Regions from separate parts of the Homo sapiens genome. Here region 1 is linked to region 2. Evidence: read pairs that join two places in POLR2A ChIA-PET (ENCODE). Cell type or tissue: HepG2. All regions are shown on one strand. Links, peaks and the distances in the headings refer to the core of each region. The heading gives the core; the rest is flanking DNA. Region 1 holds the start of C20orf203 (chromosome 20 open reading frame 203). Region 2 overlaps NOL4L (nucleolar protein 4 like).

Region 1 (15,816 bases), core at 2,712-10,711, 160 kb before region 2:
TGATCTGCCCACCTTGGCCTCCCAAAGTGCTGGGATTACAGGCATGAGCCACCGCGCCCAGCCCACCACCTCCTTTTTTTAAATTAATTAATTAATTTTCTAAAGATAGGGTCTCACTCTGTCACTGAGGCTGGAGTGCAGTGGCACAATCATAACTCACTGCAGCCTCGAACTCCTGGGCTCAAGAGCTCCTCCCACCTCAGCCACCAGAGTAGCTAGGACTACAGGTGCACACCACCATGACTGGCTAATTTTTAAATTTTTTGCAATGATGAAGTCTCACTCTGTTGTCCCGGCTGGTCTCAAACTCGGGTTCAAGTGATCCTCCCGCCTCAGCCTCCCGAAGTGTTGGGATGACAGGCGTGAGCCACCATGCTCGACCTAAATCCACCTATTATTGTTTATATTCATGGATGCACCAGTTCAGTGAGAATATGTTAGCCGCCCACTGTGTACCAGCCCTGGTGCTAAGCAGTGCGTAACCTGGAGGCTTGTGTCACCTGTCCATACCTTTGAGGTTCATCTATAAAATGGAGATAGTGTATCCTCTGAAGGTGATTCTGAGGACTGAATGCAGTGCCTGCTTCAGAGTTGTACATCATCACCTCTATCACTCATCATTGGGTGCTTAGTACTAAGCCTAAGCCATAGTACTGAGTACTTTTGGAGAAAATGATAAACCAAGCAAATTTATTGGTGGTAGGTAGCTACCCGATCCCCCTGCAAGTTCTACCCAAGACTAAATGAATGGCTAGACCAATGGTTCTCTTTAAAAAAAAAATTCTATTGGCTGGGCACCGTGGCTCACACCTGTAACCCCCGCACTTTGGGAGGTCAAGGCGGGTGGATCACCTGAGGTCAGGAGTTCGAGACCAGCCTGACCAACACAATGAAACCCTGTCTCTACTAATAATACAAAAATTAGCTGGGCGTGGTGGCAGGCACCTGTAGGTCCAGCTATTTGGGAGGCTGAGGCAGGAGGATCGCTTGAACCCCATCTCAAAAAACAAAACAAAAAAAAACCACTTGGGGCTGGGCACGGTGGCTCACACCTATAACCCCAGTACTTTGGGAGACTGAATTGGGCAGATCACTTGAGCCCAGGAGTTCAAGACCAGTCCGGGCAACATAGTGAGACCCTGTCTCAACAAAAAATACAAAAATTAGCCAGGTGTGGCGGCACACACCTGTGGTCCCAGCTATGTGGGAGGCTGAAGGGAGGATTGCTTGAGCCTGGGAGGTCAAGGCTGCAGTGAGTCATGATCACACCACTGCACTCCAACCTGGGTGACAGAACAAGACCCTGTCCCCCACCAAAAAAAAGGAACTCTTAGGCAACATACAGGAAATCGTAAATCTATGTAGCAAGGCTGTGAGTTATGGAGGAGGACGCTGGGTTACAGTGCCTGGGGAGGAGAGTTAGTGAGTCGCCAGAGGAGGTCCCTCTGCGTGGCTGAGCCCCACAGCGCTGGGTCAGGGCTAGGGAGTGGTCTGCTTTGCCCTGCTAGGCCCAAAGACGGGGAGTCTCAGTGTCTCCAGGCAGGCGTTTGGGCCACACTTTCCCTTCACATGGACTTTGTGTAGCAGGAGATCAATATGCTGCCTCTGGCCTCTTTGGAGAGGCCCGTTTACCTGCTGTTGACTAAATAAAGGCTTAGAGAGGCTTATGGAATAAGGCGGCTTTCACATCAAAGGGCTCTTACAAAACAGCCCGGTGATGAGTTAAGTACGAATGAATCAGAAACAGATGGACTCAATTTCCTAGAAAATACCCCTGGGCTTCAACAAGAAGAGGGAAAGTGCTCGGCCAAAGGCATTGTGGGTTTTTGCTGATCCTAAAATATGCTCGATGATTTTGCCTGAAATGAGCTGAGATGCTGGGAATATGTCGGCTCCAAGTCATGAGAAACTCTGGGCTGGAGCTCTGCCAGCACATCAGCTGATTTCCAGCAGCTCTCCAGCTCGCCTTGTGGGGCCTGAAGGAGACCCCACTGACTTGGGGCCACTCTGGGTTTGCAAGGCCTGGACAGAAGGTACTGGCAAGACCTTTCTTTCTCTCTCTCTCTTTTTTTTTTTTTTGGTGAGACGGAGATTTACTCTTGTTGCCCAGGCTGGAGTGCAATGGCGTGATCTCGGCTCACTGCATCCTCCGCCTCCCAGGTTCAAGCAATTCTCCTGCCTCAGCCTCCCGAGTAGCTGGGATTACAGGCATGTGTCACCATGCCCAGCTAATTTTGTATTTTTAGTAGAGACGGGGTTTCACTGTGTTGCCCAGGCTGATCTCGAACTCCTGACCTCAGGTGATCTGCCCGCCCCGGCCTCCCAAAGTGCTGGGATTACAGGCGTGAGCCACCGCACCCGGCAAGACCTTTTTTTTTTTTTCCTGCATCAGTTTCCTGATGATAAAATGCAGGAATCGTTTTCCTTTGTTTGTTTTTTTCTTTTGAGACTGCATCTCATTTTCTTGCCCAGGCTGGAGTGCAGTGGTACGATCTCGGCTCGTTGCAACCTCCACTTCCTGGGTTCAAGCAATCCTCCTGCCTCAGCCTCCTGAGTAGCTGGGACTATGGGTGCTTGCCACCACACCCGGCTAATTTTTGTATTTTTAGTAGAGACAGGGTCTCAGCATGTTGACCAGGCTGGTCTTGAACTCCCGACCTCAAGTGATCCCCCCCACCCCCCACCCTGGCTGCACAACAGCATTTGAGGAATGCTTGAAAAATTTCACTGTTAGGTCTCCAGCCCAGGCTCTTTAAGATGAGGATCTCTGATAGCAGAGGGGCCTGGCATCCTTGTTTGCAGAAGCTCCTCAGGGAGTTCCCCTGCATGGCCAGGGGTTCTCAGTGTTTGGTGCACATCACAATCCCCTGGGAGCTCTCCTTGCCCCAGCCTGGACCTGTGAAATCAAAATAGGATGGAATGGGTAGTGATTAGGACATCTGTGGTTTTTTTTTTTTTTTTTTTTTTGAGATGGGGCCTTGCTCTGTCGCCCAGGCTGGAGTGCAGTGGCGCAATCTCAACTCACTGCAACCTCTGCCTCCTGGGTTCAAGTGATTCTCCTGCCTTAGCCTCCTGAGTAGCTGGGACTACAGGCGTGTGCCACCACGCCTGGCTAAGTTTTTGTATTTTTAGTAGAGATGGGGTTTCACCCTGTTAGCCAGGATGGTCTCGATCTCCTGACCTCGTGATCCGCCCACCTTGGCCTCCCAACGTGCTGGGATTACAGGCGTGAGCCACTGTGCCCATCTGTGCTTTTAACAGGCTCCCTGGGTGACTCTGATGTGCACGTACGTGTTGAGAACCCTAGATCATACACTTTGGTTATATTTGCCTGGGCTTCTAATGGAGGTCTGGGTCCTGGTGGCTGCTTTGTAAATGCTGATTAGAGATTGGTAAGAAGGGGGAGACCCTCCTTATGAAGCAGCAAGTGTTTGAGGACCTCTGACACTCTTGGCTGTCCTCTTCACAGAGGAGAACAAAAATGATGGCAAGGCCGGGCGCGGTGGCTCACGCCTCTAATCCCAGCACTTTGGGAGGCCGAGCGGGCAGATCACTTGAGGTCAGGAGTTTGAGACCAGCCTGGCCAACTTGGCAAAACACCATCTCTACTAAAAATACAAAAATTAGCCAGGCGTGGTGGTGTGTGCCTGTAATCCCAGCTACTTGGGAGCTTGGGAGGCTGAGGCAGGAGAATCACTGGAACCTGGGAGGCAGAGGGTGTAGTGAGCTGAGATCACGCCACGGCACTCCAGCTTGGGCGACAGAGTAAGACTCTGTCTCAGAAAAAAAAAAAAGGCAACAGTTTATGGAATGTTTTACTGAATGTTCCCATCCACCATCAACAGGCCCCTGCCCTCTGGGAGTTCACCTGTGTGGTGGGTGGAACAGCCCTGCACCTGTGTTCCAAACTCCTAGCTCCAGCCTCACCCTGCAGTGCTCTTCTGAGCCTCTCTCTACTGAACATCATAAGAAGGAACAAATGAAGAAGAGGTGTTCTGATCGTGTAACTGGTTAACTTTGTGGTATGGTCAAGAGGATAGAAGGTGCTTGAGTGCTAGCCTAAGTGGTGCCAATTGCTTACAGTGAGAAGTCATTTAATTATTCATTTAACAAATATTTTCTGAGGATCTACTTTGTACCAGGCCTTGGGAACACCAGGGTGAGCAAAATCAACCTTGTGGGTTGACTCTGCCTGGGGAGACAGACAGTAGCTGGGTAAAGAAGTCCATAATGAACTTGTTCTGTGAGTTAGGATGGGAGCTGTCTTCATGCAGGGATAGGGAATAATGTGTGTGTGTGTGTGTGTGTGTGTGTGTGTGTGTGTGTGTGTGTGTTGTGGGAGGCGGATTCTTTTTTTTTTTGAGATGAAGTCTCACTCTGTGGCCTAGGCTGGAATGCAGTGGTGCGATCTCAGCTCATGGCAACCTGTGTCTCCCAGGTTCAAGTGACTCTCCTGCCTCAGCCTCCTGAGTAGTGGGGACTACAGGTGCGTGCCACCACGCCTGGCTAATTTTGAGACGGGGTTTCACCCAATTGGCCAGGCTGGCCTCGAACTCCTGACCTTGTGATCCACCCACCTTGGCCTCCCAAAGTACTGGGATTACAGGCATGAGCCACCGCACCCGGCCAGGGGGAGGCAGATTCTTAAAGTGGTCAGGGAAGGTCTCTGAGAAGCTGACAGGTGACCTAGTCCTGCAGGATGCAGAGGAGCCTGACATGTAATGATGGAAGACAGAAGGGAAGGCACGTGCAAAGGCCCTGAGGTGACAGCATGTTTTGTGAGTTTGAGAAACGACAAGGCCAGGGCGGCTGGTGAAGGAGATCAAGGGGGAGCGATATGAGGGCCGAGATCGCAGGCCCAGACATGCAGGGCTGTGATTAGGATGTAACATCTTCAGCAGGAGAGCAGCCTGCATTTTATCTCCCAGATAAGAGAGTGCATCAGGGTTTGAACGAAGGGAAGTAAGAATGACAATATGGGCCAGGTGTGGTGACTCATTCCTGTAACCCCAGCTACTCGGGAGGCTGAGGCGGGAGGATCACTTGAGCCCAGGAGATTGAGGCTGCAGTGAGCTGTGATGGCACCGCTGCACTCCAGCCTGGGTGACAGAGCAAGACCCTGTCTCTGAAAAAAAGAAAGAACAAGATGGAATGTTGTCTACATTTTAGGGACATGGACTTAAAGTTTTTTTTTGTTTTTTGTTTTTGTTTTGAGACAGAGTCTCATTCTGTCACCCAGGCTGGAGTGCAGTGGCACAATCTCAGGCTCACTGCAACCTCTGCCTCCCGGGTCCAAGCGATTCTCCTGCCTCAGCCTCCCGAGTAGCTGGGGTTACAGGCGCGTGCCATCACGCCTGGCTAATTTTTTGTATTTTTAGTAGAGACAGGGTTTCACCATGTTAGCCAGGGTGGTCTCGATCTCCTGACCTCATGATCCGCCTGCCTCGGCCTCCCAAAGTGCTGGGATTACAGGCATGAGCCACCGCGACCGGCCTGACATGGACTTAAAGTTTGACCTCACGTGTGACCTGTGTAAGTCACCACTGCTCTACGGACCCCCTTTGTGGGAGGATTGGCCCAGTTATCTGTGTCTAGCTGTGTGTCTAAGGAGCCTCTGGTCATCCACACAGAAACTGAACGTAAAGAGTGTCCGCCACGCACGTGGCTGGGACAGTGAGAACCTCTGGAAGCTGTGTCGCAGATGTTTGTTCATCATTGAGTGAAGTGGTTGCTCTTCTTGACTCTACTATTGTCCCCAGGGCAGGCGACCCGTAAATACTGATTGACGAAGGCCGAGCTGGCCTTATTTCACATCAGTCTCATTATTCTTCTTCCCAGGAGAAAGAGAAAGAGAAAGAGGTCTGCCCTGTACAGTGGCTGGGAGGAGGTGGGAGGGAGGCGGCAGGAGGCAGTGTGGCTGTGTGGCTGGAGACTCTGGCTGGTGAGGCTGGGCGCTGGGCTCTGGGCAGGTGTCATTTTTATGAATGATTTCCTGCCAGGTAGAGGAGCTGACTCAGCCGGCGGCCTCCCATGGGCTGGTGTGGGCCTGCTTTTCCGGAGCCCAATGCTAATCTGCCTGGGGCAGCTGGCTCTGGGGAAGGAAGGGCCTCCCACAGAGGGGAGGGCAACTGTGCATCTTAGCAGCTTTTCTCCCCCCAGAGCTTTTCTTAGCTTGTCGGGGTGGGCCGTGGGGAAGGGAGTACGACTCACCCAGTCTCCCCTCCCCCTTTTCGCTCCCTTTCTCCCTCTCCCCTCTCCAGCCTGCTGTCAGCCAGTTGCAGCTCCACTGCCTGCCTCATGCCTGCCTGCACTGCTTTCAGCAGATGTGTCTGTGGGAGCAAGTGAAGGCTCCCTGAGAAAACCCCTCCACCTAGCAGGTCTCTGCAGCCACCCCTGGAAGCCAGGAGGCTCCTGGGGTGGGCAGTGTTGGGGGTGGCAGCAGTGGGGAGGAATTCCACCTTTCCACCCATGCACCAGCTCCTGGAGCGCTCTCCCCAGAGATTCCTAGTGCTGGCTCTGTCATCTCCTCCAGGTCAGAGCAATCATTCCAGAGAGAAGCTCTTCTGTGCTTGTAGACAGTGTGGGAGGGTTTTCAGGCCTGTCTCAAAGCCCAGGCAGAAGATGTGTCTCTGAGCTTGGGTGTATTTGGCATCAGAGAGGGAAAGAGGAAGGGGGATTTGTGGAATGCCTGATCACCTTTTAGCCTTCAGGAATGCCTGTCTTCAGTCCCTTGCCTGCCTGGGGCCTTTGCAGAGCTCTCCATCCTGTGGACACCTTAGTTCATTGAATTCTTACATTAAGAAGCAGTTATTATTTTCCCCATTTTACAGATTAGGAAACAGGCCCAGAGAGGGAAATTCATTTGCCCAAAGTTACACAGCAACCAAGTAGGGGGATGTGGCTCCAAACCAAGTCTGCCCAGCCCCAAAGCCATTCTGTACACTTCCCTGGCTCCTGGAGGCAAAGCCTATGAAGAAGGTGAATGTGTAGGAAACTACTCTCTTGTCAGGCACCAGAAGAGAAGTGGGGGATGGGGAGTCAGGGGCTTGGGTCTAACCTGCTAACAGTCTTGGGCAGACTCTGTTCATCCTCTGTTCCTCTATGACCCCATCTATAACACGAAAGGCTTACATTGGGTGCTTCTTTTGGTTTTTGTTTTTGAGACAGAGTCCCACTCTGCCACCCAGGCTGGAGTGCAGTGGCACCATCTTGACTCACTGTAACCTCTGCCTCCCATTTTCAAGCAATTCTCCTGCCTCAGCCTCTGGAATAGCTGGGATTGCAGGCGCATGCCACCATGCCTGGCTAAGGCTGATTTTTTTATTTTTAGTAGAGACAAGGTTTCAACATGTTGGCCAGGCTGATCTTGAACTCCTGACCTCCGTCTCCCAAAGTGCTGGGATTACAGGCATGAGCCAACGCACCTGGCCTACACTGGGTGCTTTTGAGATCCCTGTTAGTGCCAACGTTCTTTCCTTCTGAAATGACCTCACCAAGGCCCAGAGTTCTGCAGGGGGCTGGACACTGGCATGCGTGGGCAATCTGACCTGCCAGAGCACCTTCCGGTGGCTCCTCTTTCACTCGCCCTCTGAGGCTTGCTCAGCTCAGAAAAGGAAAAGCGCTACTGGTTATCGGTGGGTGCTGAGCTGAGCAGGAAAAGCTGAGCCCTAATCCCAGTATTCCCTGGAAGGGTCTGCATGACCTTGGGCAAGTCACTAGCCTGCTCAAGAGAACAGGGACCATGTCCCACCTCCTGCCTCCATCCTAGGGGATCAGGGGAGATGATGGATGTCAGTGGGCTCTGGGATAAGCTTACAGAAGGAGGACCCTCCAGTTTCCTCTCCCTCAGGTGTTGATGGGATTGGGCCTGCTGTAATTATCAACACTTCTAAGCAATTTGCAGGCGGCTGCAGGCAGTGGGAGCTAAGGGGAGGAGGTAGCCTCTGGAGGGCCTAGAAAATCTTTTTGCTAGATTTAGAGCAACTGGGTCCAGGTCTCCTCCTCCTACCAGTCTTGTCTGCAGGCCAAGCCATGCCTGCTCCTGCATCCTGGTCTTTGTCTCTGAGAAGAGCTCTCACCCTACTAGCCCAGAGGGGGAAGGAGCAGCAAGGTTGCTGGTGATGCTGAAAATCAAGTTGAACGTCCTTATATGACAGCAGTTTGAACAGATCAGCAAGTTCAACCACACAGAGGTGCCTGGAAGCCCCTCTCAGTGATACCTAAGAGGGAGGTCTCTGGAACCAGCCTGCCAGTTTCTTCCCTCCAGCCCTACTCTTACTGCCTGGGGGCCCATGGGCAAGTCTCCCTGCCACGGTTTCCCCATCTCTGAAATGGGAGCAGTGGCAACTCCGGGGCTGGAGGAGTAAATGCAGCAAAGCATGTGTGTTTGGCACTCACAGTGAACCACAGTCAACGACAGCCAGCACCACTGGGGGTGGTTGCTGTCATCGCTGGCATTATGCCTCACCCAGCCCATCTCTTGCACTATGTTGGACACTGTCCCAGGATGGCGGCAACCATCTCTGTCCCCGACACAGTGCCCTGACAGGCCTTCCCATCTGAGCACCAGTTGCCTGCACTGCACTTCTTTTTTTTTTTTTTGTACACAGAGTCTTGCTCTATCCCCCAGGCTGTAGTGCAGTGGTGCGATCTTGGCTCACTGCAACCTCCGCCTCCTGAGTTCAAGTGACTCTCCTGCCTCAGCCTCCTGAGTAGCTGGGATTACAGGCACCCACTACCATGCCTGGCTAATTTTTGTATTTTTAGTAGAGACAGGGTTTCACCATGTTGGCCAGGCTGGTCTCGAACCCCTGACCTCAGGGGATCCGCCCACCTTGGCCTCTCAAAGTGCTGGGATTATAGGCATGAGCCACCATGCCCGGCCACTTCTATTTATTGTTTTTGAGACCGAGTTTCACTCTTTTTGCCCAGGCTGGAGTACAATGGCGCCATCTCGGCTCACCGCAACCTCTGCCTCCCAGGTTCAAGCAATTCTCATGCCTCAGCCTCCTGAGTAGCTGGGATTACAGGCACGTGCCACCACGCCCTGCTAATTTTTGTATTTTTAGTAGAGATGGGGTTTCACTGTGTTGGCCAGGTTGGTCTTGAACTCCTGACCTCAGGTAATCTGCCTGCCTCAGCCTCCCAAAGTGCTGGGATTACAGGCATGAGCCACCGCGCCCAGCCACTTCTCTCTTTCTTTCTTTCTTTCTTTTTTCTTTTTTTTTAAATAGAGACAGTCACTATTGAGACTGTTGCTCAGGCTGGCCTTGAACTCCTGGGCTCAAGTGATCCTCCCACCTCGGCCTCCCAAAGTGCTGGGATTACAGGTGTGAGCCACTGCACCCAGCCTGTGCTGCACTTCTCTATGCATATGTCTCACCGTCTGGATGGCAAATTCCTGGACTTCTGGGCTTCCAGAATTCTGATGCACCCCACAGCTGACACTGGCTGACATTGCTGGAAGGACATGTTAACAGTCTTAGAAGGGTGTGGAGGGGAGGCAGGGCTCCTCCCTCTGCACTACTCTGTGCTTTCTCCTCTACCTCTGGTTTCTCCTCAGAAGAGTGAGGAGCTGTGGTCATTTCACAAACCCTGTAACACTGGGAGAGGTGGAATGTGACTCAGACTGCCCAGGGAAAGAGGGGCTGCCAACCACGCCCTTCCTCTTTCCTTCGCACCTGCACGTCCTGAGCCAGTGGTTTGTGCTCCTCTGTGAGAGCTGATAAACTGGCCTATGGGGAGGCCCAGAGCCATTCCCCATCGCACCTCCCCAAGTGGGGCTTTCTAAAAGATCCCGAACCTAGGAGGTGCTTGATAAGTGATTGCTTGATACATGCTTATGAGGTGGGGTTTGCTTCTCCCAGGCACTGACAAGGTAGATAGTGCTGACAAGTAATAGCCTCTGAATTGCCAAAGGCGATGTCAAGCTTTCGCCATTAAGGTTTGAGCTAGAGGGGTACAAATTAGAGGTGAAACCAATGTGGGGAGCTGAGAGTCAGAGCTCTTTGGGGGCACACAGTGCTCTCAGCACTGCTGAGAACTCACATTTCTGCACGGACTCTTAGCAGTGAGGGCCAGAAAATGCAGTGGGCCTGAATGAGATGCACGTGCTGCAAGACCAACTCTGCTGGTTCAGTTAACACTCAGGGAGCCATGTGGTCAAGGGCAGCATCGGGGCCTACATCCTGGAGATACCAAGATCCAATTAAGCAAGTGTTTATTAAACACCTACAATACACCCGGCCCTGGGCCTCTGAGATGGAGATGATGCCGTCTCTGCCCTGGGTAACCCCGGGTGGACACATGACAGACACTAGGTGATTAAGAACCATTTGAGGCCGGGCGCGGTGGCTTATGCCTCTAATCCAAGCACTTTGGGAGGCCGAGGCAGGTGGATCACTTGAGGTCAGGAGTTCGAGACCAGCCTGGCCAACATGGTGAAACCCCGTCTCTACTAAAAATACAAAAAATTAGCTGGGCATGGTGGTGGGCACCTGTAAATCCCAGCTACTCAGGAGGCTGAGGTAGGAAAATCGCTTGAACCCAGGAGGCGGAAGTTGCAGTCAGCCAAGATTATGCCATTGCACTCCAGTCTGGGCGACAAGAGCGAAACTTCGTCTCAAAACCAACAAAAAAAACGGGTTCCTTTGTTCCACTGCGAAGAAGAGCAGTGCAGGCATCCCATGCTCAGATGGGAAGGCCTGGTTCCTGGGGTGGGTGGCACTTAGGAAGCGAGCATCTAACTAGTTGCAGGGCCATGTGCAAGTCACCAGTTTCCATGCCTCGGTTTCCCCACCTATCATACAGTCCTGCATGATCCAGCCTCTGTTTCTCCTCTTGCCTCGTGTCTGGCCAGCCGCTCCATGCCTGCACTCCCTCTGCTGCTCCGGCCTCCAGTGGCCTCCCAGGCTAACACCTCCTCATTTGTCACATCTCAGCTCAAGCATCATCTCTAGGAGGCCTTCCCTGGCCACCTGGCTCTGCATCCTCTCACACCCCATCATGCCTTATGACACTTGACATCACGTGCAACCGTGTATTTATCTGTTGCTCTTTTTAGTGGCTTTCTCTTCTTGGCCCAAAGCCTGGCACTGAATAAATATTTGTTGAATGAATGAATAAACTAATGAATGAACAAATGAGCAGGTGTGCTGTGGGACTCAGATGACCCCACAGCTGGGACTCAGTGCCCTGGGAGTGGAGGGACACAATGTGTTCCTAAGCCCATGGGCCAGAGTCAGGGAATCCCACATAGAAACTGGCTTCCCCTGGGCTTCCAGAGGCTGCCAGGGAGCATCACTGCCTTAGGCCTCCCGCCCGGAACAAGAACAGGCCTTCCTGGAGCCACTATTGTGGTCAGCATTGTTGTGGTCCTTGCTGCCCTCGCAGCTGTGCTCCCTGGAATTCCCAGGTGGCTGTGTGTGTGTGTGTGTGTGTGTGTGTGTGTGTGTGTTAGTGGGGTGGGCGTGGGGGAAACCTGGAGCCCTGACCCTGAGGCCACCTGCCTCAGTGGGTTGGACAGGGAGGCTTCTTGAAGATTGACCCCCAACCTGAGTCTCCCCAGCGGAAGGGGAATTCGGCTGGTGGGGAAGGTGGGGGAATGGGCGTGGCGTATTCTAGGCTTAGGGATCCCAGGGCTGCGGGAGGACAGCCAAAGCTGGAGCGCCAGTCGTGCAGGCCAGAGCTGATGGGGCTTTGCCTACCATGCCAGGTGCTGCTTCTGGAGGGTGGGGCAGGGGGAAGGATTTGAAATGAGGTAGCAACAGCACAATCAGAATTGTGTTGTTCAAAGGCCTTCCTGTCACGGGGAGAGGATAGGCCACCACAGGTTCTTTCCTATCTCCCTCTTTCCCCTCCAGACCTTACCCCTTCTAAAATGGAGGCATTTTGTTTGTTTTCGCTCAGAACCCAGTTCCTCATGAACTGTCATTGTAAATAGACCGGAGGCCAGAACAAAGGAAGATTTTTTAAAATTATTTTTTCCTCCTTTAAAGACTAGCTTAATGAGAACTGCTGACATGGGGTAAAGTACAGCACGCCCAAGCTGAGAGAGGTGTGGGGGTACCCTAGACTGGGAAACTGAGGCCCAGGGAGAAGCACTGCTGGGCAAGGAGCATCCCTCTACATCCCAGGTGGGGTGGGCGCTCCACACACCAGTGTGATGGGAAAAGTGGAGGTGATGAGTGTCCTCACCTGGGCACAGCCTGGCCCTCATGAGATGGAACGTGCAGGGAGCCTTTTGGGGGAGGGTTCAGGAGGAGAACTGGGTGGTTTGCCCAGGAACTCAGAAGGAGTATTCCCTAGGCGGGTGGGTAGCGTGTGGAAGGACACCTGAGGCAGACAGAAGACACAGAGACCCAAGGGAGAAGGAAGAACGGCTGGGTTTAGAGACGTGGACGTAAGTGAAAGGGCAGAGCCAAGGATGCAGCAGGACAGGAGGGAGGGGGTTAATAACACACTTGAAGCCCACGGTCCAGGTTTGATTTCATTTAACTTAGTTTACTCTGGACCCCTGAGTCTCTCTCAAATTTGAATGGCCTTTTTTTCCTTTTGAAGGGGGATTCTTTAGGAGGAAGGGCAGAGAGGGCACCAAGCAAGTAGATACTGTCTCTAATAAAAGTTTTGGTCATGGCCAGGCGCAGTGGCTCACTCCTGTAATCCCAGAACTGGGAGGCCCGAGGCAGGAGGATTGCTTGAGCCCAGGAGTTCAAGACCAGCCTAGGCAAAATGGCAAGATCCCTATCTCTACAAAAAAAAAAATAATAATACAAAAATTAGCTAGGCATGGTGATGTGCACCTAGTCCCAGCTACCTAGGAAGCTGAGGTGGGAGGATTGCTTGAGTCTGGGAGGTCGACGCTGCAGTGAGCTGTGATTGCACCACTGCACTCCAGCCGTGGTGACAGAGTGAGACTCTGTCTAAAAAAAAAAAAAGGAAGTTTCGAGGGTGAGATGAAGTAAAAGACTGGAATGTTCTTGAGACATTGGGCTAGAGATTGTCATTTGTTTTTGCTACTTAAATCCAGGTGCTCTGGGCTAACCTGATTGGGCCCCTGATGCAAAAGCGCCTCCTGGTGGGTGGTTCTGAAAACACTGAATACTTTCCTCCCCCTGCCACCCAGTAACAATATTAATAATACAAATACAGCATTTTTTTTTCCCTGCAGAACAAAATTCCTAGAAGCTGAAGGGCTGAGTTGCTGAACATGAGCATTTTACTTTTAGGCAGATTACATCAAAGTCTCTTTCCAAAAAGTTGGCACCAATTGGCACCCCATTTTTGGTGCATTTAAATATTAAACACCAAGATGAGACTGGATGGATCCCTCTCCTGAAATGTCCTGTCCATAAATGAAAGAGCTGGGGCCAAGCTCACGGTGGCTCACGCCTGTAATCCCAGCACTTTGGGAGGCCAGGGTGGGAGGATTGCTTGAGCTCAGGAGTTCAAGACTAGCCTGGGAAATATAGGGAGACCCCTGTCTCTTAAACAAACTTAAAAAAAATGGCTGGATTAAACGACAACAACAGTTTCAGGGACCCAGTCTTTTCTGAACAGTGTCTCCCCCGCTCAGCTCTCACAGATCATTGAGGTGGGCGGGGTTAGACCCATTGACAGTTGGACCTGCAGGGCCAGGTCACATAGCCAGTGGGTCTGAGCTGACTTTTCTTCCCAAGCCTGTGTGATCCCCAAAACCCTTGGCTGCCCCCACTCTGCCCCCCGCCTCCCAGCCCTTCCAGCTGCAGCCTTTTCACTCATTCCACCACCACTCAGCTCTGAGTGGCTACGCTGGCGGGCTCTCTGCTTTGCGTCGGAGACATCACAGTGAGCAAAGGCAGATATGTTTTATGTGCCCTTGAAGAATCTCCCAGACAAACGTGTCATTGCAGTCGGAGCCAAATGGCCGGGGCAGGTGGCACAGATGAATGCCGGGCAGAGGAGCCTGCAGGTGGGTGGAATGCAGCCTGTCTGTGCTGAAAGTGTGGGGTGACCCTGGGGTTTTAAGCAGGGGATGGTGACCAAAAAAGCCAGCAGAAAGACCAGTGTGTGGTTTTGAAGCTGCTGCCCTAGACTCCCTGTGCCTCATGTGTCCCTTGGAGCTCCACCTGGGTCTCTGTGCCCACGGGGCTGCGGTGAGGCTCCCCGAATGTGGGGACCGTGTGGCCGTTGAGCCCATCTCCGGCAGCTATGGCTGAGGCGCCAGCCACTTCCGCCCTGTGCTCTCTCTGTGGTTGGCTACGGGGGCTGAGACACCTCCGGCCAGTCTTGAGGGGAGCAGGAGGAGGCTGCTGGACTGTCCCCCATGGCAGCCACAGGGCCTCTTCACTCCCTCCTGCCTCTGTGGCTCCAGGGGCCCAGCTCAGCCTCTTCCTGCCGTTTGTACCAGCCCTGGGGCTCCTCAGGAGGGCGGGCTTGTCGCTTGTTCCCCCAACCCTGCAACCCCTCCACTTCCTCTCCTCACCCGCCCCAGGGTGTGAGGTGGGACACAGAGAGATGCCCAGCCCTTACTACCAAGGAGTCTTGGGTCTTGAGGGGGCTTCTTTTATGGCCACTCATTTCAGCCCCTAGATCCTGCCAGTCCCATATTCTTCACTCCCTGAGGCCTTCTGGCTCTCAAAGCCCGAGTCTAGTGCCTTCCTACCAGCCATCTTCACCAGGCCCCTCTCCTATGCTGGGTCTGTTTAGATGCAGGGGCACAGGGAGTAGGAAAAGGTCTCTGCTGCCGGAGCCCACAGCCCTGTGGGAAGACAGCAGGGCCAGGTGGCAGTCAGGGAGAGAAGCACTTTTCTGGAACTGTGTGAAATGCTGTGAGCTTGGGGGAGGCAGGGGAGGGAGTGGGGAGGGTAGAGGAGGAAGAGTCCCAGAACAAAAAGGCCTGGTGTGGTGAGAAATTCAGGAGGGAATAAAAGGGAACAAGAGCAAGAAATAGAGACAGGCACACTGTGGTTCTTGGTTTTTCCCACAAAACTAAAGCTATTTAAATTGAAGAAGTATTTTTTTTTTTTTGGAGATATTGTCTTGCTCTGTCACCCAGACTGAAGTGTAATGATGCAATCATAGCTCATTGTAACCTTGACCTTCTAGGCTCAAGCAGTCCTCCTGCCTCAGCCTCTTGAGTAGCTAGGACTACAGGCATGCGCCACCACACCCAGCTAATACATATGTATGTATGTATGTATGTATAATATATATGTAATATATTTTATGTGTGTGTATTTATTTTATTTTATTTTATTTTTTTGAGACAGAGTCTTGCATTGTCACCTGGGCTGGTGTGCAGTGGTGGGATCTCGGCTCACTGCAACCTCCATCTCCTGGGTTCAAGCGATTCTCCTGCCTCAGCCTCCCAAGTAGCTAGGATTACAGCTAGCTACTGTAATAGCTACTGGGCGCCCACCACCATGCCCAGCTAATTTTTTGTATTATTAGTAGAGATGGGGTTTCACTGTGTTGGTCAGGCTGGTCTCGAACTCCTGACCTTGTGATCCGCCTGCCTTGGCCTCCCGGAGTGCTGGGATTACAGGCGTGAGCCACTGCCCCGGCTCCTCTTAAATTTTTAAGTGCACGCTACAGTATTGTTAACTATAACCACAATGTTGTGCAGAAGACCTCCGGACATTTTTATCTGTGTGACTGAAACTCTATACCCATTGAACAGCAACTCTCTGTTCCCCACTCCCCCTCAGCCCCTGGCAACCCAACCCCCATTCTACTATTTTTTTTTTTTTTTTTTTTTTTTGGAGACAGAGTTTCACTCTTGTTGCCCAGGCTGGAGTGCAATGGCACGATCTCGGCTCACCTTAACCTCCAACTCCT
Region 2 (15,816 bases), core at 2,661-10,660:
TACTGACTACCTACTATGTGTCAGGCACTGTTGTAAGTGCTGGAGAGAGCTGAGAAGGAGCAGGCGAAGCCCACATCCTCTTGTTGCTGACATCCTTGAGTTGGGGTCCTTTGGGGAAGAATTCTCTTGGAGATGTGTCTTTTGGGCACTTTTAGAGAAAAGCCTGCTTCCTTTCCCCTCAAATTCCCTCCATATGGCTTGCTCTTGATCTTCAAAGCCCCCTAACGTCCCCACAGACTCCCCTGAAGGAGCTGGTGGCTGACAGCCTAGTGTCTCTGGGTCTGTGTATCTCCCTTGTGAGGACTGCCTGCACGGAGCAGTTCCCCAGCAGTCCGTTCCCTTCCGGGCCCTGGCCTCACCCCCAGCCTCCTGCCCTGTGGTTTCCCTGCAGCCCCCTTTCCTGCTGGAGGGGAGGGCAGGCGTCAGCCCCACAGCTGTTTGCTATTGAAGGACCCGTCTTGCTCCTGGCACACCTAGTCGGGCCAGCTGACACCACTCAGCCAGCCTGATAAGAGGCTCGGGGCCCACGGCCGCCCCGTTCACACGGCCCTGCCACCTCCTCGTGGCCTCGTGCCTGTTATTCTGTACATCTCCACACACAAAGGGCCCGGGTGCCGTTGCTGGCGCTCAGCTGCTGGAGTGGGGAGGGCAGGCAGCCGCGAAAAGCTTTTCAGAAAGGCCAGGGCGGAGGCAGGAGTCACCCAGGTGATCGGAGCTGTTCCCCCGGGACCCCAGCCCAGGCCCACAGTGAAAGGTTACTGCTAATTGGCGAGCTCCTGATGGGGCCGCATCTATTTAGCACTCCCCCCTCCCCAGAGACTTCCAGGATGGTCTTGGCACAGCGTGTGATTCAAGAGCTCCCCGCCCGAGTCTGGCACAATCTGTCTGAAATTGTGAACATGGAGCCTCTTGGTTTTTTAATTTGTATTTTCGTTGTCGCCGTTCTCTGCCCATTGTTGCTGGTAGATTTCATAGCTGCAGCCACCCTGACTCTGGCGTCCCCCTCCAGGGAGCCCCCTCGGTAGGCTCCCTCCCCTCCCCACCCCAAGACCCACTGTCGGAGGCATTGCCCGTCCTGACCCCTTGCCCCGGCCTCAGGGCCCAGTTCTCACCCCGCCATCATTCCTGACACTAACACAGCTTGTCCACCCTGTCGCAGGGGGCAGATGGCCTGTCGGAGCCAGAGGGCATCTCTCTGAAGCGGGTCGCTGTGGTGGAAGATTTCTTTGACATCATCTACTCGATGCATGTGGAGAGCTCAGCGGAGCCAGGCAAAGCCCCCAAGCACGCTGGGCAGAAGAAAACCTACCGAGCGGTGAGATTTCTGTCTCTTTGCCTCCACTGGCAGCCCCAGGCCTTGGCAGGAGGCCACGGGCTCCGCACATGTTGGGCTTGGGGGGCGGGGCAGGGAGCTGAGGCGTGATGAAACGGCCTTTGGGGATCTAGGGGGGCACAGGGCAAGGGCACGGCAGCCAGAGATGGCTCACAGGGCGAGGGGAGGGAATCTGTGGTCTGAGCACAAAGGAAAAGCAGGTTGAAGGGGGTGAGAGGGAGGGAAGGAGAGGGATGAGGGCAGGAGGCGCCCTCCTCTTCCCCGTTTCTGCTTCACTTGCTCCCACCCGACACCACCCCCAGCCCCTTGCAGCCTGTTCTGGGGCTGGGGTGCTGGGGACAGATAATAATCAGAGGAGCAAATGCCTTCATGGCATGGCATTTACTGCATGCCAGGCCTGTCCTGAGCTCTTCCTATGTGTGAGCTCATCCTGTGAAGTCAGGACTGGGAGTTCCCCAGGGGAAGTCGAAGGACCTGCTCCCCACCCTCCAGGAGATCACAATTGGATTTGGGGTGGGGAGGCTGAGAGCAAAAACAAGATACATGAGAAGCAGAAATGTCTCCAAGGCTCGCTTTGAGAGAGCAAGAACCCAGGCTCAGGGGCATTTAGCACAGGCACCGCCAGACACAGATGAGCCCGGGGGACTGTGTGGAGAAGGTGACACCTGTACTGGCATTCTACGCTTTGGGGAGGCATAAGGGCAAAAAAGGCAACCTAGGGGCAGGAAGCATCACAAATGCCAGGGAGGTGGAAATAGATGGGACTGGCCAGACCAGAGGCCCCTCCTCACCCTGCAGAGGGGCCTGCCTGTGTTCTGATCCATCTCCTGCTGACCCACATGTGGGCCTATCCACAGCTCATACATAGCTCTGAACCATTTGTCCAGTGCCCAGGGAAGCCAGTAAAGCCAAGCCCTTCATGCTCATTCAAGCCTTGATGCAGTCCTGTGACCGAGGCACTGAGGACCCATTTCACAGTTAAGGAAACTGGGACCCAGAGAATTGGGTCACTTGTCCAAGGTCAGACGGCAGCTGAGTTGCAGTCAGCCAGTGTCCTCCATGCCGACTTTCTCTGGAGCTTCTAGAGATATGCCCTTCTGTGGCTGGGCTTCCCCACCCAAGGCAGATGTGAAACTTCCCACCCCAAGTTCTTTGTATAAATAGCTTTGGACTACCGTGGAGGTGGCTGTAAAGTCTATAATTTCCCCTTATGGCCCATCTTTTTTTTTTTTTTTTTAATGCAACCATCCGGTTAGTCCTTGTCCTCAGAAAATGGCTTTTGCCCTAAATGGATTTTAAGGATGGACCCATGTGCCAAGAGCCTCAGAGAGGCAAGGTGTCTGCCCAGGAAGGCAGGAGATGGTGATGGTCTCCCCGCCCCTCCTGCTTCTCGGTCTGTGTGCTTTGGGAAGTGACTTGTGGGAAGGGAGTTCTGAGGGTATTTCCACCAGAGGATCATAGAAGAAGGAAGAGGCACCCAGGCTGGGGCCCACATGGGCCCCTTGGCACTGACAAGACCACATTTTCTCAGCATTAAATTTACCATTGTGGGTGGGGCATGGTGGTTGACACCTATAATCCCAGCGCTTTGGAAGGTTGAGATGGGAGGATTGTTTGAGCTGGAAGTTCAAGACCAACCTGGGCACCATAGCAAGACCCCTTCTCTTAAAAAAAAAAATTGGGGCCAGGCGTGGTGGCTCATGCTTGTAATCCCAGCACTTTGGGAGGCCGAGACAGGCAGATCACTTGAAGCCAGGAGTGTGAGACCAGCCTGGCCAACATGGCAAAACCCTACCTCTATTAAAAATACAAAAATTAGCTGGGCATGGTGGCGCATGCCTATAATCCCAGCTACTTGGGAGGCTGAGGCATGAGAATCACTTGAGCCCAGGAAACAGAGGTTGCAGTGAGCTGGGATCATGCCACTGCACTTCAGCCAGGGTGACAGAGTGAGACTCTGTCTCCAAAAATAAAAATAAAAAATATATTAAAAAATTCAGGCCTAGTGGTGTGTGCCTGTAGTCCTAGCTGATTGGGAGGCTGAGGCAGGAGGATTGCTTGAGGCTGCAGTGAGCTATGATTGTACTACTGCACTCCAGCCTGGGTGACAGAGCAAGACCCTGTCTCAAAAAGAAATAAATAAAATTCACCATTGTGCTGAGCAGTCAGCATGTGCTCTACACCAGCACTTCCTACACATGTATGAAGGTTGCATGCATGAAGCAGGTGCTGTTGTTACCTCCATTTTAAGATGAGAAAACTGAGACTCAGAGAAACACATAACCTGCCTGAGGTCAGTCAGCTGACATTCAGAGCCAGGCCACCCACCCCAGAGCCTGTGCCCTGACCACCACACATCCTGCCTCTCTGCAACCCTCCTGTGGTCAGCTAGTAAGCCCTATGACTTGCTGTTGTCCAGGCGGATGGGCTGGAGCCAGCTGGATCATGTGGTTTCCCTGGCCCCTTCGGTGTCCAGCATCAAGCCTCGTCCACAGGCACTCTTTGGGCGGTTTAGGAAGGCAGGGGTCTGCGGCCTCCATGCTGTGGGGAGGGCAGGGCTGAGCTGGTTCTGCCAGCACTTGCATCCCTGGGCCAAGCGGACATCCAGCCCTTTGCTCTGCACTTCCTGGCTTCTCGTCCATATGCCTGCCGCGTGCCCCACTTCCCGCTGCCCAGCCTGGAGCTGGCACATGACTGGCACTGAGCCAGCTGAGCTGCACACAGAGCTGGAATTTCAGCAGCAGGGCCAAGGCTGAGCTGAGCAGGCCAGGGCCCTCCTGCCGTGGGTGTGAGGCCGAAGGGGCTGGCACACCTCCCTCCTCCCCTACGTGCCTCCTCTCCTTTTCCCCTTCTCCTCCCCATCTGTCACCCTTCTCATGCCACCCTTTTCCTTTTTTGGGGGCAGGGGGTGGTGCCTGGATGCCTTTGTGCCCCTCTTCATCTGCTCCCATTTTCCTCGACCCATACCTAGCTCTTCAGCCCCACTCTGCAGACACGAGGCCCCCACCCATCCATGCCTGTGGAAGGAGCCCCCAAGGAAACCCCTGCTGATGGCTGCAGAGGGGCACAGCCTGGCATCACGGGGTACGCATCAAGCTCCTGGCTGAGGACTTTTTGGATCTATCTCTGTGTTTTGCCAACGCTGAATCCTCAGACTGCCTGACAGTCTCTAGGGCACAGGGCCCCTCTGGATTTTTCCAGGCCTAGGAGGGTACTATAGGAGTTAGGACTGGCAGGGCGGTGGCAGACTTTTTCAGTGCACTAAATGAGGCGTGTTATTTGGTAGGGAAAAGAGCTTTCTGGCATCTACTGCTGTCCACCCGTGGATCAGATAGGGCAGGCAATGAGCTTTCTGAAACTGGAGGTATTCGAGCTGGAGTTAGATGGCCATGTGCAATGGATAATGCAGGGATTCCCATTTCGAGTAGGAAGTCCCTGTCTCACTTAGCTTCTCAGTGTGACCTGAGGTGCAGAGGATCTCGGAGGTCTCTCCAGCACCAGGGTTTGAGGAAGGCTCCAGCTGGTTCTACAGAGTTTCCTGAACTCACACAGAGGGCTAGTCCTTTTTCCAAGGGGCCTTCCTGCTTTTCTGATTTCTGCACCCTTCTGGGTTGGAACAAGCCCTTTTGCTTCCTTTTTCCCTCCCAGGGTGCTGGTAGGTCAGATCGGGTTCCACAGTCCGGATCTAGCTGCCCAGGCCACTTTGGAGTTGGGGCCAGATGTGGTCAGCAGCTGCTCCAGGCCCACCACGTGCTAATCCACCCTCAGGGCAGAAGGAGGATCTTGTAAAGTGGTGCAAATCCCCCCAATTGGCCTCATCTGTCTTTGTTGGCCTCTGAGTTGGGGAGTGAAATGGGGCCTTGCAAGTCAGCGACTCTGCAAATAGCTCCTGCTCTCTCTGCCAGTGAAGTCCCTGTTTTTTACCACCAGGAAAAATGTGAAAGGCAAATTCACATACGGGACTCAGTGTCCAGGCAGGAGGCCCGGGGAGCAAGGCAGCAGGCAGCCCAGGGCAGCGGAGGGCAGTTGGGCAGGGACAAGGGTCCTGGAACTTCCCCTCCTTAGACACAGCAGCTCTGTCTTTATCTGTTTCATGTTTTGGGCTTCAGTGTATGAGTCTATTTCTAGAACAGGGTCTGCAGCTTAAATCTAAAACCATCTGAAAACCACCATCCTATTAACTAGAGCATCTGCTAGGATTGTCCTCCTGGTTTCGACTCATTCTGTGGTCCTGTGGCCTTGGGCATTCGTGCACTCAATCAGAAATGGAGGTCCCATTTCTGGTCCCAGGCAAGCCAGGAAGATGAATCAGAAGATGCCTGCTGAAGGTTGCAGGGGGAGGGTTTGTCATCCTCTATACAGGTCCCTACGGCAGTGCAGAGCTGGGCTGGACTCTGCGCTTTATTGACTCCCCAGGGAGCTCTAAGCCAGGCTTGCAGACAATCCAGCCTTGTGGGGCAGGGCTTCCCTCCCTGGCCCTCAGGCAGTTCCAAGGACTTCTCACCTGTCAGCCTTCTATCCTCCCCTTCCACCCATCAATGGGACCCAGGGCCAGAAGGTGTGTGCTCAGCACTCCCCTCCCTGTGGCACGCCAGCCAGCCTTTGCACACTGCTGGGGTCCCTGCCAAGGCCAGGATAAATGTGGCCACCACTCTACCCCTGGAGAGGGAGCCATTCCTATTCCCTCAGCTGGCCAGGCAGCAAGAAGGGCCCTGCCCATCCTGTGTGCAGCCCTCAGCAGAGCAGCCAGGCCAGGAGGACCCCCTGAGCCCTTTAAAAAATATTTCTCTGCCCATTGGCAGGTGAGCAGGCAAGCTTTGGGTAGCTTAGTAGGGCTGCCCTCATGGTAGGGACCTGGCCCTCTTCTCCCAGCTGACTGTGCAACCCTCCCCCGGGCCCTCCACTGAGCTCTCCTGAGGCCTGACCTAGGGTGCCACGTCTCAGGGGAGCCGAGGGGCATCTGTCGGCCCAAGTCAGCCACAGCCCTCTGCTCTGCCTAGCACACGCCCTTCCCTCCTGCACACTTGCTCCTGCAGCTGCCACCCTTCAGCCAGACATCTCTCTCCAGACCCAGCTGGCCTGAGAGGAACGTGCCCCCAGACTTCCAGGCAGCCCTGGGCTGCTCTGCTGAGGGCTGCACACAGGATGGGCAGGGCCCTTCTTGCTGCCTGGCCTACTGAGGGCACAGGAATGGCTCCCTCTCCAGGGGTAGAGTGGTGGCCACATTTATCCTGGCCTGGGCTAGGGATGAAGCTCTCTGTGTGCATGGCAGAAAAGCCCCATCCCTCGGACCTGACACCTGACAAGGACCAGCTGCATCCCTGATGTTGCTCTCCCATCCGCTGCTCCAGTCAGAGACACTGGGGTTTGCCCTTGTCCCTGACCTCCAGAGGAAGGCAATCAGACAGGGAATTTGGAAGGGAGATAACTCATCAAGGAGCCTGCCTGCTCCACAGAGCATCAAATCAGCTGAGAAATAACAATTGTGTCACCAAAATTAACTTCGCATTTGCAGCTGGCAAGAGTGGCCCCTGGACTCTGCCAGTGGGCTGAGCTGGAAGCTGTGCCTGAGCTGGTCCTCCAAGAGCCCAGCCACAGCCTGGGACACCCCAAGCCTTCTGCATCCCCCCACAACTCCACTCCCCAGCCCCGCCCTAGCCCACCTCTACCCTCCAGCCATCACAGAGATGGAGAAGGACATTCGTGCATTTCTAAAGGAGCAAACCCCTGCAGTTGCTGTGGGAAGGCGGGGCCAAGCGCAGCGCAGAGCAGCCCCTCACCCTTGGCCAACTTTCCCAGCCCGGCTGCGGGCTGCGGCGAGGACAGCGGAACGCTTGGGTGATGCTGCCCCTTAGTGGAGAGGTGCGGGAGGACCCAGGCTCCAGGAAGCACATGGAAAACCAGTAACTGGGCAGTCTCAGCCCAGGGAACCTGGGACTGAAGGGACTCTTTGGCCCCACCAGACAGCTAAATCAGGGTCAGTGGCTTTTCCAAAACCCAGAGCAAGAGGAAAGGGCTGGACACCTAGGCCCACAGCCACTTCTTCCCCACTCCCCCACCCAGCCCTTTTTTCATGTTCCCTCCCTTCTTTGTGTCTCTCCCCCAGCCCTCTGCATCCCTGTCCTCCTCCTCAACTAGGGGAGGCCTTCTGGAGGCAACTGTGGAGTGGTGTGACCTGGAACATGGGGTTTAGTCTGGCACTGCCTTGAAAATTCCTTGTGACCTTGGGGAGTCAGCTCACCTCTCCAAGCCATAGTTGCCTGGAACATGGGGGTCCTGCAGAGCCTGTCTAGTTTGAAAAGTCTGATGCCTGGTACTAGCCCTTCACAGCTCTTCCTAAGAAGGTTCTTGACCTGTCAGTGATCACAGGAGATGGCTTGTAGGACCTTTGGTTCTGTGTATGGGCCTGGGGCAGTGAATTTATCTGTGGGTCTCAGTCTATCCATCTCTAAGAGGGGAACTGCTCACCCTACGCTAGAGCAATGTTTGTAAGCCCATTTTTTTGTAGCAGCAATAAAATGTTCTGAGGAATGTTACTTATTAGAATATAGGTTAAAGACTAGATAATGTTTAAAGGGTTTGCTTTTTCAATTTTTAACCTCCTTTATTGCGATTTTTAAAACAAATGGTTTTCCACAAAAGTACTGTCTCATTGCCACAGCTGAGAATCCAGGACACCTGTCCCTTGCTCCTCAAATCCCTGACTTTCCTTGCAAGAGCCGAAGCACCTGCCACCAAAGCTCAGACCTTGGTGACCCCATGGCCAAGTTGCCTCCCCACAGATCCATATAACAAGCGAAGCTCTTCTCTCCTCCAGATCGCAGAGACCTATGCCTTCCTCCCGAGAGAGGCCGTGACCCGGTTCCTGATGAGCTGTACGGAGTGTCAGAAGAGGATGCACTTTAACTCCAATGGCCTGGAACCCAAAGGTAGCAGGGGTGGCGTGCTGGAGGGCTAGGGCGGGGGCCATCTAAGAGTGGACTGTCCCTGAAGACGCCAGCTTTTGCTGGCACAGAAAAGTGTCCAGCAGCTGTTGTTGCTAGTCCCAGAGGCCAGTATGGGTCCGTGGTGCTGCCCAAAGCGCCTTGTTTTGTTTCGTTTAACTTTTTTTAAATCTCAAATTTCACTTAAAAACCAACCATACAAAACAAAAAAGTGAACAACATGTTTCCCCTGCCTTGCAAGGCCCCGGCCAGCCCCTTTCCTCCCAGCCGGATTCCAGTTGGGAATGGCCAGCCTGCCCCGTTCTCAAAGTTCCATCCATGCCTCCCACTGCTTCTCCATGCACGAGGGTCTGGCCTGTACCCTCCCTGAGACGTGTGCATGCATCCTCCCACCCACATACCTGTTAATGATACATCTTCCCTGGTGCTTGTTTCCACCCTGTGCACACCCATGTGGCCTCTGATAAGTAAACCCACGGAGTACTGATGATAATTTTTTTTTTTTTTTTTGAGACAAAGTCTCGCTCTGTCGCCCAGGCTGGAGTGCAGTGGTGCGATCTCGGCTCACTGCAAGCTCCGCCTCCCGGGTTCATGCCATTCTTCTGCCTCAGCCTCCCGGGTAGCTGGGACTTCAGGTGCCCACCGCCACGCCTGGCTAATTTTTTTTGTATTTTTAGTAGAGATGGGGTTTCACCATGTTAGCCAGGATGGTCTCGATCTCCTGACCTCATGATCTACCCGCCTTGGCCTCCCAAAGTGCTGGGATTACAGGTGTGTAATCTGCACCCGGCCGACTGATGAGAATTTAAAATGACCAGGGCAGGCTGGGCACAGTGGCTCATGCCTGTAATCTCAGCAGTTTGGGAGGCTGAGGTGGGAGGATTGCTTGAGCCCGGGAGGTGGAAGCTGCAGTGAGCCATGATCATGCCACTGCACTCCAGCCTGGGTGACAGAGTTAGACCCCATCTCAAAAAACAATAAAATAAAATGCCCAGAGCACTTGTGACCACCAAAGGTGATCCCTTGGACTGACGTCCATGCCCTCCAGCTCTGTCCTGCCCAGTGAGACCAGCAAGGACCTCACTTCAGCACCCCCGCACCCCCTCAAACTGAACATCCCAGAGGCCTCCAGGAAATCTGGGGGCCCATCTGTTTGCAGGTGGCTTTGGCACATTGAGACGGCCCAGCACATTTGGCTGGTACAATTATAATGCTGCCCTGAGAAATGGTGCCCAGGTGGGCGATTTATCAGGGTTTCCAGGACTGCCTGGTGCATCATGCCAGCTCCCGGGCATCGGGCCTGTGGAAGTTGCTGAAGTCAGGCCCGAGGATGGAAACAGACTCGAATGAAGGGCGCGCCGTTTATCCGGGTGGCACTCAAGTAGCATCCATTGAATCTGGGGAAGGAAAAATCCACAGCAAAGCCTGAGCAGACAACAAAGGATTGGGAGCATGGGCGTCAAGCGGGGCTTTCTGCTTGTGTTCATTGTCCCTGACACACGTGAACGGCTTCTGACAGCAGCTGACTCACCAAATCCAGAGGCTTCCATGCCCTTGGGAGCCATCAGGCCACGGCTGTTTCATTGGGCACATGGGCCAACTTCAAAGCACGAGGGGCAGGAATGGATCTAGTTAATCCCTCATAAATGCTGGTTCCCATGTTAAGAACAGGGCTCCAGGGCTGCACTACCATTCAGCTGCTGTGTGTCCTGGGCAAGGGACTTCATCTTTCTGAGCCTCAGTTCCCTCATCTGTGAAATGGGGTTAATCAGAAGGCTGACAAGATATGGGTTAGTCCCTGTACCTGGCATTGGTGCAGGAAGAGAGAGCTGTGGCTGTTGCGGTTCCTGTTATAATGCTGGACACTCCCTCGATGCATGCCTGAGCCAGTGATCCTGAATGCTGCCACCCACGTGGGCTGCCCCTGGCCAGGCAGCAGCTGCAACCCCTGGGCCAAGACAGCATTTGGTACCTGCAGATGGGCTGGAGGGCTTTCCCTGCCCCACTCTCCACCCTGCCAGGGTTTAGGCCGCAGGGGCCAGGGGTGTGTGTCCTAGTGGTGACTGCCTGGTTCCTGCCCACCCATCCGCCTGTCCCCTCCCGTTCCTTTCCTCATTGTTTCCATAGCAACTGGCGGAGTCAGACACAGAATTGCTTGCCTGGAGGAACAGAGGCGAAGCCAAGAGGGGCTCCATTTGTGGGCTGCTCTGGGGTGTCTGAGGCGCCATCCGCTCCCCTCTCCTGCCACACATCCCACGGCAGTATGGAGGGCATTCCTCAGCTCCCTCCGCACTCCTCACTGATGGCTGCGAGGTCTCCCCATGCTGCAGGCTGCACTCCTCATCTGTGGGCTTCTGTGTGGCCAGGAGGGCAACGCGGAGCACAGCAGTGGCCTGCTTCCTCTCCTCGCTGGCTGCCACCACCACACCCCACCCCCAGGGAGGAGAAAGAGGCCAGGGAGCGAGGGAGCACACAGGCCAGGAGCCATCTAGAATATAAACCAGCGCTGAAGCCCATCTTTCCTGGGGCTTTCTTCAGGCTGGACAGAAGACTAGCACCATGCCCATTCTCACCCATCCTCCCCCATCCTCAGACACAATGCCATCTCTGTCCCAGGTAGCGGAGCTTCTCCTCGCAGGGAGAGGAGAAGACGCTGAGGGAGCAGGAGCCCGGGGAAGTGGCTCATGGAAGGGCATGGACTTGGAGTCAGGCAGGTCTGGTGTGCAGCCCTGTTCCCCACTGTGTGTCCCTCGGCAGGACAGGGAACCTCTCTGAGCAGTTCCTGATCATGACAGTTACAAAGATCCTATGAGGTGTTAGTCCTGGCTTACAGGTAAGGAAACTGAGGCACAGAGAGGTGTTGAGGTGAAATCATACATCCAAGCTCTCCCAGGAGATAGAAGTGCAGGCAGGAAACCATATTTTCTCATCAGCAAAGTGGAAGGAATGCCATCCTTTCAGGGTGGTGAGGGTGAGCCTATTGTGGAGGGCACCTGGGACGCAGCGGGTGCCTGGGGAGCATCACCCTGCCTCCTGCCTCCAGCCCGTGTCGTGGCCTACGGTGCCCAGACACAAGGCTGCCAACGTCCAGGTGGCCCAACAGAGACACAAGGTCTGCCTCTACCCAGGTAGGGTCAGATGTGGCCCCCAGCCCTGCCAGGCAAGCATGCTGGGTCCACACCCTGGACAGGGTTAGAAGGGAAAGGCCTGGTTTCTGGAAGCTGCCAGTGGAGAGTTTTGAGTCTGAAAGGCTCCACTGTCTGCTAAGTGGCCAGAGGCATTCGCCTCCTGGACCGTCCCCAGGTTCCCCTCCTCCTGCCCCCGCTGAAAGCCTGCAGATCCTATCTCTGCCCGCCATGCTGGCCACTGGATGCAGCTATAGCCTGCTGTCTCCCAGGCACCCCTGCATTGCCAGCCCTCCCTTCTCCCTCTCCAGCTGCTGGGAAAGCAGAGCCTGCACCAGCCCCAGAGGCAGACCCAGTGTTCCTGCCCCAGGAAGGTGGGAGGGAGCGGGGACAGGGGACAGGATGGAGGCTCCTTGAGGGCTGCTGGGAGAATGCCTGGCTTCCTGGCCTTATGTTAAAAAGAAAGAAAGGAAGTAGAGTGGCCTCCTTTGCTCAGCGGTCTCTCCCCAGCAGAGTGGGGGGGACCTGGACAGCCCCGTGCCCTCCCCCAGTGCCAGGAGCATAAACAAAGGAGGTGGCAGAGGATCAGGAAGTCTGAGGACGGGAAATTCCAGGACCTCCTGACTCCACACTCCTCTTCCACCAGTCCCTGAGGAATTGAGGACACAGCATGCAAAGTGGGTGTGACTTTAGACCAGCCCAGCTCTTGGGGAAAGGGACCTTTGGAGGCATGTCTCTGTTTTCTTTGATGTGACAAAATATTGTTGCATGGTTGCAAACTGGGAGTAGCCAATGGGCAGCAATGCTGACTCTTCCTCAGTAGGCAGGTTGTCCACTTGGGTCTCCACCCCTTCACAACCAGGCCCAGACTCCTCTGCGTGGTTTCCAAGGCCCTCCATGCCTGGCCCCTCCACATCCCTCCTTGCCAGCCTGGCCTCTCCCGGCTCTCACACTTGCTTGCTGTGGGACTGTGGGAAGGTTGCATAGCTTCTCTGTGTGCTGTTGCCTCATCTGTAAAGTCAGGGTATTACTATGAGCACCCACCTCACAAGGTTCCTGGGAGCCTCTAACCAGAGTGTGTGTGTGGAGCCCTAAGCAGGTGCTAAGGAGCTGTCAGCTGAGCAATAGTTCGTGAGTCCCATTCCGATTCTCTCTACGAAGCTTCCTTGAGCGACTCCGGGGCCCTCTCAGCTCTTCCTCCAGTGACCCTAATGGCCTCACGTCTGTCGCACCCTGCTCATCCTTCACCCTTGTTTCCTGAGCCTGGGGACTGCACCGCACACAGTTTCCTCACGTTCCCCACCCGGATAGCATGCACATCAGCACTCCTCGAAGACTTGCCAATTCAATGATTTACTTCCCCAGGAAGGAGATTTTTTTTTTTTTGCCACCTTTTGAGCTGGTCTCAGGCCTGGGATCTCTGTTTCCAAATTTGAACCCCCTGAGGCTGGCTGGTCTCACGGCCTCTCTGTGCCAGGCCCCCATCGTGCACACATCCTTCGACGCCCACCCCTGCCTGGAAGATCTTTCATACCTGTCTCTGGACTGAGAGTTCTTCGTGCTGTAGGTGAAAGCTTGTGAGCATCACCACCTGGTGTTCCCACGAGGAAATGAGGGTCACTCCCATGGTTGAGGTTTGCATTGGTTGATGAGTGCCATTGGCGCCCAGCTGCACAGGCCAGCAAACAACCTGGCTTGGCCCAAGCACCCACATCATTGATTATTCTCGAGACTGCATAAAACTAGGTCTAGTGCCTGGGCTGGTTTCCATTTTTCTTGGCAAAGAGATGTTGAAAGATCTCTCTGGGCTCTTGTTGTGCTTCTCTTGCCAGCAACCTGCTGGATGATTTAGGCTCCGTGACCCTTGCTAGCTCCTAGCTCACCCTTCTCCATGGCAACAGAGTCCAGCGGTGCCGCACTATCAGGTCATTTGTAGAGGCTCGAGTGTGGCACCACATGTTGACCATGGGCAGGGAGGGGGGCGGCGTGTCTCAGAGTCCAAGGAACCCACTTCTTCCTTGTTCACGTTTCCACCTGACCTTGTCCCCCATCCTGGCGTTTTTCTCACTGGTGAGCATCTGACTCTGCGGCTTCCACTGGCCCCTGCTCCGTCTCTTTCCCACTAAGCCCATCCTCTCAGTGTGCACCCACTTATTGAATCCAGAACACCTGGGGCTCCTCACTGCTGAAAAGCTTGCCTGCTTTTCTCCTCACCCTGGTGTGGTTGAGCTCTGACCTCCCACCCATGGCTCCATGGCTCATTTCCTCACCTAGAATGTCCCCTCCCTGCGGAGGTCCTCCCTCCCCCACAGAACTCTCATTCTGGAACTGCAAAATCAAGCATTTCACCTTACAGCAATGTAAGGTGTTCTCCGATGGGTTTAGGGGTCTGCTCGGGATGTTCCAGCTTCCCCAAGACCAGGACATCCTGCCTTCCTCTTCTGAGCTCTCTTGGCTTACCTGCAGGCACGGGAAGTGGTTTCTCATCTCTGGAGACACTGGGGTGGGAACAGGCCAAGGAAGACCTCTTCTCACGCCTCCCAAGGGTGCTGTCCTGGCCACTGTTTTATTTTTCCTAAGCCACACTGTCACTAGCTTTATTAAAGATACTTTCTCATGAACAGTCATGACACTGCAGTCAGGACAGGGGCGACCATCAGTAGAAGAACACAGCTCCCCGCCTCCGTGCCTCCCAAACCTAGACAATCCCTGCAACACCCAACGAAGGGCCGACCGGGGCCGCGAGAGTGCTGGGCGCCCTTCACACTCACCATGATGTCACACTCACCATGGTGCTTAACAGCTTCTCACCAGACAGCCTCCTCTTAGAGGAAACAGAAATGGCAGAATTCTCAGTCCAAACATCCACCTCTGAAAACAGGACCCACGGCTCTTCTGAGCGATACCATCTCAGTGTCATCACTAGACTGCCTGCCTGACATGTGGCATCCGACCCGGTCAATGTATGGGGCTAGGGTTTAAAACCCCACTGAGGTTAAGAAAGTCAAATCTAGGTTGACGGTGGGGTGGAAACCCATTTGAGTTTGGTATCGGTGCAGAGGATCCCTGCCACCCAACCAAGCAGAAGTCTCTCTTAAAAAAAGGAGGAGGAGGGGGTGGTTCCTTTCAGGCCAGTTTCTTAGCCATTCCATTAGTGACATTTACTTTTTTTTTTTCCTTGGGACGGAGTCTTGCTCTGTCACCAGGCTGGAGTGCAATGACATGACCTTGGCTCACTGCAACCTCCACCTCCCGGGTTCCAGTGATTCTCCTGCCTCAGCCTCTGAAGTAGCTGGGATTACAGGCATGCGCCACCATGCCCAGCTAATTCTTGAATTTTTAGGAGAGTGGGGGTTTGTCATGTTGGTCAGGCTGGTCTCCCAACTCCTGACCTCGGGTGATCCGCCTGCCTCAGCCTCCCTAAGTGCTGGGATTACAGGTGTGAGCCACCACACCCAGCCGACGTCTACTTCTTCCTCAAAGAACAAAGAATGAAACATTCTATATGTGACAGGGTAGCTTTAAAGAGCAAAACTAAGTTCTGCATTCCTGTAAAACTTTATTCAAAATGTTATTTGATCTATAAAGTCACCAGAAGTACACAGCGTCAAAGAGGACCCCCATCCTCTAGGCCCCAGCTATTCCGGGTCCCCACCTTTTCTGCAGGGCTGTTCCTATCCTTGCCAAGCAGGAACTTCCCTTGTCCTCTTTGGGTAACTTCACCGCTTGTTGGCAGACTTTTTTTCCTTTTTAAATTATGGTAAAACATTTACAGCACAAAAACTTGCCTTTTTAATAATTTTGTTTGTTTGTTTCTGTTGTTGTTGTTGAGACACAGTCTCTGTCACCCAGGCTGGATCGCAGTGCTGCCTCAACGTCCTGGGCTCAGGTGATCCTCCCACCTCAGCCTCCCGAGTAGCTGGGACTTCAGGCACGTGCCACCACACCCAGCTAACATTTTTACCTTTTAGTAGAGACGAGGGACTCACTATGTTTCCCAGGCTGGCCTTGAACTCCTGGGGTCAAGCAGTCCTCCTGCCTCTGCCTCCCAAAGTGCTGGGATTACATGCGTGAGCCACCGTGCCCGGCTTAATCGTTCCATTTTAAAGATATTATATTCACACTGTTGAGCAATCATCACCACTATCTATTTCCAAAACTTTTTCATCACCCTAAACAGAAACTCTGTACCCATTAAGCAATAACGTCCCATTCCCTCAGCCACCAGTCCCCAGTAACCTCGAGTTACTTTCTGTCTCTTTGAATTTGCCTATTCTAAGTATTTCGTGTAAGTAGAATCATACAGTGGTTGTCGTTTTATGTCTGGCTTCTTGCCCTTGGTATCGCGTTTTCAAGGTTGCAGGGACCCTTTTGGGCTATGGCTCTTGAGGGGCAGGTATTATAAGTCACCCCC

Evidence for each region. ChIA-PET counts read pairs that join two places held together with the same protein. Peaks named below come from ENCODE experiments on the same cell type or tissue, not always from the same donor. Only the 100,000 strongest peaks of a DNase experiment are listed, where the experiment ranks them.
Region 1: POLR2A ChIA-PET joins it to region 2 with 5 read pairs; 3 of 35 experiments call an interaction of 5 or more read pairs at or near these places.

The regions. Positions count from the first base shown.
Region 1 is chr20:32,671,764-32,687,579 of GRCh38, reverse strand. C20orf203 (chromosome 20 open reading frame 203) reads left to right here and starts at 13,639. Exons shown (of 6, transcript NM_182584.4): 1 at 13,639-13,948. RefSeq lists enhancers at 2,980-3,479, 3,480-3,981, 5,362-5,960, 5,919-6,213, 5,961-6,560 and 7 more. In HepG2, for the core only: a CTCF peak has its summit at 5,915; DNase peaks (open chromatin) are centred at 2,819 and 5,993; H3K4me3 peaks cover 1,037 bases.
Region 2 is chr20:32,513,257-32,529,072 of GRCh38, reverse strand. NOL4L (nucleolar protein 4 like) reads left to right here. Exons shown (of 11, transcript NM_001256798.2): 2 at 1,160-1,315; 3 at 8,151-8,262. It overlaps LOC101929698 (a long non-coding RNA gene), which reads right to left. Exons shown (of 3, transcript NR_110619.1): 3 at 8,788-9,674. Among named protein-coding and RNA genes, the nearest start is that of NOL4L-AS1, 40 kb to the left of the region's middle. RefSeq lists a silencer at 1,605-1,778 and an enhancer at 1-4,542. In HepG2, for the core only: CTCF peaks have their summits at 5,987, 6,540 and 7,179 (motif pointing left); DNase peaks (open chromatin) are centred at 5,722 and 7,192.